Regions from separate parts of the Mus musculus genome. Here region 2 is linked to region 1. Evidence: chromatin contacts called from ENCODE Hi-C or POLR2A ChIA-PET data. All regions are on one chromosome and are shown on one strand. The core of a region is the stretch at or near the end of the contact, and the rest is flanking DNA. Distances in the headings are between cores, read along the strand shown.

The links. Hi-C counts contacts between places; a loop is a spot of excess contacts on that map. ChIA-PET counts read pairs that join two places held with the same protein, here RNA polymerase II (POLR2A).
Region 2: a map of regulatory T cell shows a loop between it and region 1 (2.1-fold over the local background). The contact joins two enhancer-like sites. A Hi-C loop is called at or near these places in 1 of 37 maps with a recorded cell type or tissue (regulatory T cell). POLR2A ChIA-PET finds 5 or more read pairs at or near these places in 4 of 5 experiments (Patski and embryonic stem cell).

Annotation. Positions count from the first base shown.
Region 1 is chr10:68,109,910-68,116,010 of GRCm38, forward strand. The region is part of intron 8 of Arid5b (AT rich interactive domain 5B (MRF1-like)); the gene reads right to left. Among named protein-coding and RNA genes, the nearest start is that of Gm51770, 38 kb to the right of the region's middle. Within about 2 kb of position 3,956, at least 2 of the 3 ENCODE cell types and tissues checked have a DNase peak (open chromatin) inside an H3K27ac peak, as active enhancers do.
Region 2 is chr10:68,163,416-68,169,496 of GRCm38, forward strand. The region is part of intron 4 of Arid5b (AT rich interactive domain 5B (MRF1-like)); the gene reads right to left. All of the region lies in intron 1 of Gm51770 (a long non-coding RNA gene), which reads left to right. Among named protein-coding and RNA genes, the nearest start is that of Gm51770, 15 kb to the left of the region's middle. Within about 2 kb of position 2,561, at least 1 of the 3 ENCODE cell types and tissues checked has a DNase peak (open chromatin) inside an H3K27ac peak, as active enhancers do.

The sequences.
Region 1 (6,101 bases), core at 2,706-5,205:
CATTCATTTTGTCATCTGAGCCTCCCTCCCCTCTCCCCGCCCCCCAGCACTCCCCAGCTTTCTCTCTTGGAAGCATGCTTTCTGATTTTTCAATAGATCCTTTGTGAAGAAGATGTGAGTCTGTTCCTCTCACAACTGAAAAGATGTTTGTACAGTGGCAAGCCTGAGAATGCGGTTACTTAATCTTAATGATAAAACCCGGAGGAGAGAGAAACCATAAGCCTCTTGTTTATCATTAAAAAAAAAAAAAAAAGGAAAGAGGCTAAGGCACATAATCTATTCTCAAATTTAAATTCATGCTTGATGAGAACTCGCAGGAAAGTTTGGGTGGGTGGACCTGTTGAGTTTTCCAAGTCCAAACGGCAGGGAGGTGGGTAAAGGAGACAATAAATGGACAGGAAGGAGACAAGAAAAGACTTGGGCATGGAAAAAGTGCGGGTTGGCGAGCTTTTCCAGAGGGGGCGGGCAGAAAAGGAACCTGCCATGGCTCTCAGCACAGCAGACAGACAAGCTTGAAGAGTGTGCGCCTCGGGCTGTTTCTACACTCAACAGCGTAAACTCCAACTTCTAGTCATTACAGCTCAAACCCAGAGGCAAATTTAAGAATTTTTAAATAGAGATTTTTTTTTTCAGATGCTGTTGCTAATGCTTACAAACTATGAGCTCTGGCTAGAGTCTTGTTTGAGTTTCTTGAAATATCCAGGCATTGGGAAGTTCCCAGAACATTTTAGGCATGCTTAAAGAGTGAGGTTCTTGGGTTGGAATTACTGACTGGCCTCTGTGCAGAGGTTCTTTACGGATGGTAAAAGGTCACTCCAGCGAGAGGGAGGTGGACAGTGACCAGATTCTGGTCCGTCCAGGGAGCAAGCCTGGGGGTGGGGTGGGGGTGGGGTAGGGATACAGGCAGGCCAAGAGCAGCTATGCTAACACAGCAGCGAGATGAGTTTGGCTTTTCCAGCTACTGTGTGTCAGTAAGGGACAGCTGGACCTCTAGTATTGAGGGGACAAGGAGAGCTAGCTTGGTGGCGGTGTTGCAGAAAGAGAAAAAGAGTCTGCCCACATGAATTCCTATGAACAAGATGTTAGCCAGGAAGCAGATATAATTCCTGACTGGCAACTCCACTCTGGATGAGGGATGGAGTAATCTACCTGCTGGATATACTCTCTGGAGGGAGTGAGGACCAAGCATCATTACCTGCCTCTGAGTCACAGGCTTGGGAAACCAAGGCCTTAGAAATCATAATCTCACTTTCCACTCCTTTACAGGCATGTTCGAAAGGGGATTGCCTTTCCTATAAAATTTAAATTCATTTTAATCATCATATCCATGGCACAGAATTGGGAACTACGGGAAATTTCAAGGGAGGTGATGTCATACCTTCCCGGCCCTAAAACCAGTTTCCTTCTCTGTTTGATGATGGACTCAAGTTCTAACCTTACCTCTTTAAGATCCAGCTCAAATTCTAGAGCCTACAGGAAGATGTCTCACTGTGGGTGGAAACCTCCTGCCTCTCTTCTCTGCTGCCTCTTTGTCTTTCTATCTATTACACATCTGATTTCTAAAGCCTTGACTACCTAAGTGGCATCCCTGAGTCAGGCATCTTGATAAGTTAGATAAACCGGGACTTTCTGCAGCTTTCATGAGCCAGCAGTGGTTCCTGGAGGCTGCTATCCAGTGAGGGACCAGACGCTGTGCCTTCCTCAGCAATCTCTGCTCCCAATGCACCAACGTATCAAACCCACCCGAGTCTGTGACCACGATAGGAAACAGCACATATCCAACGACCAGAGGAAAGGGCTACTCTCCTAACTGCCCAACGTGTTCCCTTCTGCCACTTTGGTAAAATATACTAAAAATGAGTTATTAAGGAAAATAGAAGTTCAAAAGACACACACAAATGCAAGCCCTGATTATTTTCTCTTTTTTTCTTTCTTTCTTTCTTTCTTTCTTTCTTTCTTTCTTTCTTTCTTTCTTTCTTTCTTTCTTTCTTTCTTTCTTTCTTTCATTACACTCAGTGAAAATAAAATTACTGTGCTCCAATTCAAAGTGAGTTCACAAAGTTTACCTGTAGCTGTCCTCATTCACTAAGCCTTTTTATGGGCTGATAACAATAGTTCATATGAATATGAAGGGGTCCTGCCTGTGACTTTCTCAACTGTGTGTTTATTAGCTTGAAGGGTGTCAAGGATACATGGACTTGTGTCCTAGACACGAATGGAATGGGATCTCACCTTGACTTCCTTTCTCTTGACTTTTTGCCCAGTTATGAACCTCAAAGATTTGGGGGTCTGATTTTGAGCACAGTACTTGTATTACTCAGTGCACAACCCCCCCCACATCCTGCCCACCACCTTCTGAAAAGCAGGCAGACCCTGTGAGATGACTGTCATTCAGTTTCTGCCCCCCCACCCCGCCACCCCCCACGCCCCTGCCTCTGGGTTGGGTGTGGCTCACCCTAAGCCACTCGGCAGTAAGCAGCCAGAGCCATTGGAGTCTTAACCAAAGGAACTCTTCCGGAAAAAGCAGGTTAGAATTTGAAATTGGACATTATGCACGCAAGAAGATGAAGTGTAAACGCTCATTTCCCTCACAAACAAATACATTTGCTTCGGATTCTGATTTCCTAAATACTCAGAAAAGCACACCACAAAGCGCTTTAGCCCTGATGCTGCTCCTTTTTAAAATCCCTAATAACAACTTCATGTGCTCCACACAAACAGAGCATGTAATTCATTCAAGAAAATTAAAACCAGTAATCTAGTATTTTGTGTAAAGATCCCCCTTTTTTGTGCTTCAAAAACATAAAAAAACAAGAAAACTTACATATGAAAACAAAGCCTTTAAAATGAATTACTACTCCAGAAAAAAAAAAAAAATCAAGCTATTAAAAAAAGTCCACAGAAGTAGCCATTTTGTTTTTGTTTCTTACCCAATTTAAAAAAAAAAAAGGATAATAATTCAGGGCATCTTCAGGGTTGGATAAGAAAGAAAATGTGGTCCTCAGAAGAGCCCTTTGCCAGGGAGAACACAGACATTTCTTGGCGTTCTCATCAACAGTAACTTAATCTATAAATCTCAGCAAGAAATGTTGAAAGCAACCCTATTTCATAAGCTTTGCTGAGTTTGAGACGTCTACATAGCAACAGCCTCGCTCTGGGAAAACACGAAGGCTTTTTATATTGGTAATCATCTGTAACATGAACAATTAAATACAGTACTAATGGACTATGGCCAGGAGCCTGGCACTAATATTAAACACTGACAGAGATGAATCGGTTTAGAAGCAAAACCAGGGCTGACAAAGACATTTTTATGAAGTGCTTGGACCTATTTTATTTAAACCAATCAGAGACAGGTTTGGACGAGCAGGGCCCTCAGCGACAGCGAGACATTCACAGCCACTGTAAGTACGGTCTCTGCTCTGCCTTAAATAAAAACACCCATTGATTCATTTCTATGGCTCCTACTTTTATTATTGCACTCATTAATAAACCCAAAGTGCCCAACTAATAACATACAAGTAACATTTAATGAGGAACTGGGGATGCTTTTTTTTTTTTTCCTTTTCTTGTAGTAAAACAAAAACATTTACTGGAACCACGAACCGCACTGCATAAAAAAATACATCAGCGGTAGATAACGCGATGTAGAGCCCTCACTCCTCCATCATTGTCCAGGGAAGCAAAGCAAAAGGGAGGGGTTGGGAAACAGTACTCCCTGTATTAGAAGGGTAAGAATACTATTCTTCCCACAGGGAAGCAGCTGGGGAGATGGCTCAGCAAGTGTCAGGACCTGAGTTTGAAACCCAGCACCATGTAAAACCCAGTAGTAGCGGCAGTGTGCTATTCACCACAGCACTGTGGGTCAGAGACAGATCCTTGGAGTTGGCTGGCTAGCCAGCTGAACCAGATGGATGAAAAGACCGTGCTTCAAAGAATAATGTAGGGGCCAGGGAGATGGCTCAGCAGGGAAGGCTACCACTTGCCAGCAACCCTGGTGTCCTGAGTTCAATCCCAAAAAATTGTCCTCTGAACTTTACACACGCACACATGTCATATTTGCACAAGAGTGCGTGCACGGATGCATGCAGGCATGTATGCACTCACTCATGTGCATGCAACACACACACACACACACACACACACACACACACACACACACACACTAAGAAATGAGAGGACGTCACACAGCTGCAGAGGAAGAAGGGTTTCAGTAGTTCTGACCCATCTCTGGAAGGCTTTAGAAAAGTCACCACAAAGTTCTGATCTCTCTCTCAACTTCCCAAGCTTCTTGAAAATGGTGGCTGTTCACCAAAACAGCCAGCCATTTTCTGTGTGGCCACACGACTTGTTACTGAAAAGAATGAATGAACCTGATGGTATGCCTTTAGCAAGAGGCCAGCCTCTTCTTTGGTTGGAGTCCCTGAACTGATCAGAGTGCCCTGTCTTTTGGGAGATCCAGTGAAAGAGCAGACATTCAAAGAACTATGGCCCCGCCTCTTTCCCATACTCTGGCCCTTGGGATTATTGGTGAGTCCCTTAACGGACATTGCTATAGTTTGCTTTCTATTGCTGTGATTAAAAAGTCCTGATTAAAAGCAACCTGGGGAGAAAAGAGTCCATTTGCCTGGCACATTTCCATCATACTCCATCATCCTGGGAAGCCAAGGTGGGAACTCCAGGCAGGAAATTGGAAGCAGGAACTGAAGCAGAGGTGTGGAGTAGTATGGCTTCCTGGCTTGTTCTGTGACGCTTGCTTGTTCCTTTACATAGCTTTTATACAGCTTGGGGCTCCCTCCCTAGAGGTGGGCCTGGGTCCTCCACATCAGTCAGTCATAAAGAAAATGCCCTACAGATCTGCTCATAGAAAACCTACCGAGGGCAAGTCTTCAAAAGAGATCCCCCTTTCCTCAGATACCTAACCTGCGTCATGTTGCCAAAAAAAAAAAAATCAACCTGTTCAATCATGACTGGTTTAAAAGAGAAACATGATCTTCAAATACTGGTAGCTAATGATTATTAATTACTAATTGTTCATAGCATTCTGATCAGAAGGCTGCAGCAGTCTAGATAGCAAAAGAAAGGCTCGTTATCAGTGCAGAACTATCCCTGGCTGCAGGCTCTGCACACACCTACTGGTGTGGTCGGACACAGTGTCACTGGATAATAGCAGAGCCATTTGTTCTAGGCTCCAGTTTCTTTCATTGGTCCCAGAAACCCATGAGCACACAGAGTCAGCCCCACAGAGATCCTCCCTGATGTCAAAAGTACTGTGCTTTTCAAAAGGCTCCCTTAAACTCCCAACTCTTCCAGGCACACCCCTGCAACTTGTGGGCAGAGCCCAAATGACTTCTTTCTCATGGAAACCCAGGAAATCTGCATAGACCAACACCAGTGTTCCCCGATGCTTCATACTAGCACTTGAAGCCACCCCTCAACTACTGAAGCCACATCCTTCTGCTCAAGACAGGGCCTACTGGGAATTCTCCCTGTTGACAATTCAACATGGCTTCCAGTCTACCACTCACAGTCTCCTAACTCAAACGCTGACCTAAGAAGTTCCAGAACTGGAAGAATATTTTATACCTCTTGAAAAATGTAATCCAATGGGAGACCAAAACTTTACAGAATGTCTAGTCTGATGCTACAAATTCAGAAAATGAAAAGAAACATTTAAAACATTTCGCAATGGGCTGCGGTTGCTAGGGCTTTCCAAATGGACAGTTTTACATCATTCAGGAATCTACTGCACCTTAGGAAAGGGAGGTCATTCATCGAGGTACAACCAGAGTATCTGAGCATTCCAGTCAAGACTGTGTCACTGACAAAACCTCTGAAGGAAAACACACCCAAGGGCTGGAGACACAGCACAGCATTTAAGAACACCAGTTGCTCTTCCAGAAGTTGTTCAGTGGCCGGCAATCACGTGGTCACTCTTAACTATCCATAACTCCTGTTCTAGGGGATCTAACTCCATCTTCTGGCCTCTGTAGGCTCCTCCACACATGTAAGAGGCAAAGTACCCATGCACCTCATTAAAGAAAAATGAAACACACACACACACACACACACACACACACACACATACACACACACACATA
Region 2 (6,081 bases), core at 1,311-3,810, 52 kb after region 1:
CATTGGGGGTTGGGGATACACGGGAAGGGCCGGAGGAAGAAAATGGAAAGAGGAAAGTAATGTAATTAAATTGTAGTTTTAAAACAAAATAATAATAATAATAATAATAAAACCTGCCCTAACTCTGAAGCAACCACCATGGACCAGAACTGTCCCCACCACAAAACCTCTGTGCCCCAAGAGATGGCTGTTCCTATAATCAGGGTCTTTAGATCTCAGCTGCACCTTGTCTGGAAGATATTAAAACTTTTGGAGTCCAGCCTGGTCTATGCTGCAAAGCTAGATTCACAATGAACCACATCACAATGAACAATTCAGAGTGGGCTTCCAGTCTACAGGTAGCCCTGGGTCCTCAGACCCGCTACCAGGAGAGACACACATAATGGAAAATTTAGACCTGAAAACTCTGCCATTATGGTCATTCTTCTTTGTACTTCTACAGTGGAGCGCATTTGTGATACATTAATAACTTTGTCTTTCTGATTCCTACACTGTACCATCTCCCAAATACCACAATTGTGTCAATGGGATCAGTGTCTTAAAGGCTGGGCTACAAAGTATACAGACTATAGGATGGAGGGTTGGCTCAATGGTTAGGAACACATGCAAGAGAACCCTACTTCAGTTCCTAGCACCCACACTGGGCAGCTGATAGTCACTGGTCATCTAGACCTAGAAGGTCTGATAATCTCTTCTGGCCTCAACAGGCATCTATATCCACGTGGCACATGTGCACACAGAGCGAGAGAGTGAGAGGGAAAGTGAGAGGGAGAGAGGGAGAGGGAGAGGGGGAGGGGGGCACATACACATATATAAATATATATAAAGTTAAAAAGATCTTTAAAACATATGTGTTAATTGTCTAGAACCAAAGGCAGTTAGCACTGCAGTGTGTAGGCCTGGCTGTACTCCAGTTTATCTACGCAGCTGGCAAGTGCAACTCCAACCATATCTTAAAGTGCTGAAATAACCAATTCTTTATTTTTTTTAAAGAAATAAACATCATATCTCATACCCAGAAGGGGCCAGAATGGGGGCTTTTCTGGTTCATATATATGGTATAAGACATGGGGAGGTACTGCTCCATAAACAGCCCTGACCATAGCCTGGATTTCTCTCACCCTAGAAGTCGTCCTTCCCAACAGAGTAATAGTTATAGAAAATGAAATTTAGGTTTTCAATTACACCGACTTTCTCTTTCATATTCAAATGTTACCCATATCCTCCAACATGTTTACAGAGTTCTCCCAGATTTCTAAATAAATACACTAAAGAAGTTCTGAAATATACACATTTTAAAGATGGCTTTGCGTGCACCAAGCTATGCCCAGATGTTTAACATTCATTCCAAATTTCTCAATAAATGAGCACGCCAGGAAAGCAAACACGAGCTGACAGTATTTAGTCTAAGTTTCTTTAAATGGTTTAACATGGCCAATAACAGTATTTCATTATCAGGCATTATTAAGGCATTTAGAAAGAGGGGTTGTGGGATATGAGGCAGAGCAGCGGATAAATATGGTTATCACAATGATAACCATACTGTTTGGGGTTTTCATAATCTGCTGTGGTAATGAGTCTTGTCTTCTGTCTTCTGAATTCCATATATATATATATATATATATATATATATGAATTTCATATACATATACAAATATATGCATGTGAATATATCTGAATATATCTATTCATAACAAATCCATGATCCCAGCTCACTGCCACAAGTGCTCATTAACAACCACCACAAACTCACAGTCAGTTCTGTGAGCTTTGAACCAGTTCCAGAACCAGGGCTACAGCAAGTGGCAGTTTGGCCTTTTCGCTTCTCTGAAAAAAAAAAAAATTTTTTTAACACCTTAAAAAATTCCCCATAACTGCTCCCTTCACACCTTTTATCTCCTTCCTAAATCCAAAATATTCACTCACTAAATCTCCAAGGTTGCTGTGTTCTTATGTAATACGTAATTTTCTTCGTGTCTCTGGTGTTGGCTTGTGAAATGCCTTTAATTAAAAAAGCTAAAAGCTCTCTAAATCTGGATGGCAGACTCATTTCCAGGGCACTCAGGCATGTTGTCTAATTTTAAAACTCTGACAGGATACATGTAAATTTATGCAAGTTTCACAAAAGTCACAATTTCCTCCTTGAATTCAAGCTAAAGAAACCGCCTGCAGCCCTTTCCAGAGCTGTTTACTTTACTGGAGAGCTCTTTTTTTCTTTTTTTTCCCCCCATTGTGTTGGAGGTAATTATTGTGAAGATATCTCCTGTCAGCTTCCTGTGGATCCAGTCAGAAGGAAGGAGTTAAATTTCCCTGATTATTGATCAAACAGACTCTTTGATCCCCAAGCTAAAACTATGAAACACCACTTGGGGGGAGGGGCTTGAGGATATTATCATGCAAATTATTTTGGTTGACAGTAATTAAGAAATTATATGTTAAGAAAAATCAGTAATTGTTCACATGAGTCATTAATGTGTTTTCGTTCTTTGTAGAATGTTCTGGCACGCCCTTCCTTTCTTGCTTTAAATAAGCGAGGAGGGAACACACAGTATTTGCAGCTCAGCAGAGCACCATATTAATAGAAAGTTTGCTTGGAAGAGCAGCTTTGTGGAACCCCAGACCTGGTTCTTTGCCTTTCTCCATACTGTCCTTCACCCAAGAACTGTCTTTACAAAGCTGGGGTAGGCTGTTTGAGCATCTGAGGCAGGCTCACCCATGAGTGGGGACTGTTCCCCCTCCCCCCCTTCAGAAGGTCATAACCATTGGTCTCAACACTTAGGAAATCTACACAGAAAAAACCTACACACTCAGGGACTCAGAACTAGCCTAGCCACGGGCCATTAAGCAGTTCCAGCTAATTCCATGACTCCCTAGAAACAAATCTTCGCTTGGAACTCAACCTTTGCCAACGTTTGCTTTGGAGAGATTTTTTTTAGATCCACAGGAAAGAGACTCCAAGCGGATGATGGGAGGTTTGAGACAGGCTCCCAGGTGATGGGTACACCTTGGAATGAACTCCAGTTAGCTTATAAATCATTGATCCCTGGAAGAACGCAAATGAAAATCACGCTTTTGTTTTTTTGGTTTTTTTTTTTTTTTTTTGAAAGGCAGCCTCAAGTACTGACATGTGATACATAATAGTCTTAAACCAGTTCTGACATAATATCTCTGGCAGCTCTAATAACCACAAATGATTGCTTTAGTTAAGAACTAGCCAGGAGCAAAATAGAGCCATGTCGTTTGAGCCATAAATACCTCAACAATATTTTATGCCACTTTGTAAAAAGTTAAAGGAGTTTTATAATAATTAACAACAACAACCAAAAAAAAAAAAAACCCACGCCTTGTATGGACACTGTGAAAGCTTATTTCATAGTCCCAAGGCTGCCAGTGTGGTGAATTATGTAGGCACCAGAGAAGCATTAAGGAGAAATAATAGCAACTTAAATGAAGGCTGACGTAATTCATGATAAACAGTCATTGGAAAATATTACAGTGTTGTCTTTCTTTCTTTCTCTCTCTCTTTTTTTTTTTTGAGTGGGTTTAATCAGAAGAGTATGACCATAGTCTAACATAAACCACTTCCCTTTTCCACTGTTAGTAGTTGGAATTCTGGCATTTGCCCTAGCTAGCTGCAAGGTTTTTATTCACCATAATTGCTGAATCCAGACCCTCAACACCTCTGGGGACCTTAACAGTGTCAATTTGGAATTCTGATTGATGGAGGAGCTTCCAAGACAAAGCCCCAAATCTCTGAGCTGCGTGGTTGGTCCAAAAGTGGGGCTGAAATGGGAGGGTGGCATAGCCAGGGTGCTTTAAAGAATACATATCAGCAAGGGTGGCTAAGGACTGCCCACACTGAAGAATGACTCTATTGTCCCTTCTAATAGAATCTGTGAGGTGGTGTCAACCAGCCACCTATCCTGATAAGAGCAAACCTTGGCCCCAGATTGTTCTGGGTGAACTGTAAGTATAGCAACACACAAAGACGTAAACACAGTCACAGCCCAACCTGCCAATCTCATTAATACCGAATGTCACCAGGTCAGGGCCAGAAGGCGTGATCATACCACAGAGTTGTCACAGAGATGGCTAGCTCTGAAGGTGAATTAAAAGTTGTCACCTGCTGTGGAACCCCTGATTAGGAGCAATAGCCCAGGAGAGAGTCTCCCTCAGATATGGGGAGGCAGGACACCATTTAACTCTCCGGTGCTCACCCTATTTCTGGGAGTTTAACGGGAAGACATAATACACGATTATGTCAGCAAGGCCTTCCAGCGTCAAGTTCGTTGAAACGTCTTTAAGTCAAATATTGATTAGCTGTGCCGAGGCAGGAAAGGGAGCCTACAACAGAAAGCAGAAAAATCTTACATTTTCTTCCCACCACTGGCTTCTATCTCAGCCATGAGCTGGCCTTTGCAAAGGCTATTAAGAGCAACTAACGTGATTCTTTTTTTTTTTTTCCTCTTCCTCTACTTTTCTCTGCCAGCCTTGGGATAGAGGTGTTAACGAGCTGGAATAGACTCAAAGACTGGAGAATAGGTCTTCTGGAAGTTGACAGCTTGGGTGATCCTACACAGAGGGGCCTCTGTCCCAGATGACCAGGCACTAAGTGCCATCTTTGGATGATGACTTACAATAGCCAATATATAGCAGAGCATACTATTTTAGACATGGAATCCTTCCTCCCACCCCATTGAATCTATTTAAATCATTTCAGAGGTCAACTATCTAGCCACTCCTTTAAAACTATTTCAAAATAAGATGGATGGCTTTCTCTGACATTACCACTCATAAAAATGTATTTTATCTCCTCTTAGCACAACAAGCCTTCCTTTCTTGAAATAGCTCATCTTGAGCGCTATCAGTGCGTTTCGCTCTGTGCACAAATATTTTGTGTATTACAATGAGCAGCAGAATGCAAAGCTTGCAAATACTTATTTTTAGACATATGGGAAAAAAGGCAGTGCGAGCTAAAAATAAAGAATGAAGCAGTCACTTATCAGTGATGCCATTGGACATGCAAACGCTTCCGCCATTGGGCTTTTTCTCCACATGCTGTGGATCACAGCAAGAAACATCACTCTGAGCACACACACACACATGCGCGTACATGCACACACACATACCACATCACATACTACACACTACACACACACACACACACACACACACACACACACACACACACACAAGAAAATATTATTTCACAGCCGAAAACATCCAATCACTAAAAACAACATCTGGGTGTCATTAATAACTTACTCTACAGTTGAACCAGCCAAATAATCTGTAGCCTGACTCAGAACTTCTGAGTTTCTATTTTTGAAAGGAGGTGGGATCAGGGAAAGAACCGAACAGCATGCCTTACTTTTGCAAACGTACACGCCCTGGGCAGTTTCTGAATTTCTAGAAACGTGTGCACACATACTAACCAGCATGCGTACACAGGAAATGCAGGCTGTTTTATGTTATATGATTATTGCCACTACCCTTGACCCAGAGTCCTGCTGTTGTTTGGAGGAAGTTTCTACTGTAATATTGAGTTTGCTCTTTCCCCTCAGAGCCTTTGTGTATAATTAGGCATACTTTGTAGACTGGTGAGAATCTGGCCATAAGTAACATCTGAGAGATGAAGCTTCCATTTCAAACTTCCACAAAGCCTTTTGTATATAGCCTCTTAACACGTTTAGAGAATAGGCACACTGTTCAAACAGTCCAGCCCTGAGATAAAAGAGCTAACGATGTGCCTGCCGTACAATCCACCTCTCTAAAACACCCTAAATATTTATACTAACGGGAGTTGAAAATAGTATCAAGGAAAATGCCAAAATATTTCTACATGTTATTGGTAACAGTCGCTGGGAAGACAGATGCCAAAATCCAGCATGGTTCTAATTCACTGGGTCCTGTCACATGGCCTGTCCTAAGCTTGGTGAAATGTCAACCAACTTATGAACTGCAGAAAATTGTCTTTGGGGTAAGCTATATTTACAGTCCCCTCCCCCCTTTAAGTGCCTCTAGCAGGTCACCGAACAAGATACTGAATTTCAATGCACATTTTCCCCCCTTTGTCTCTAG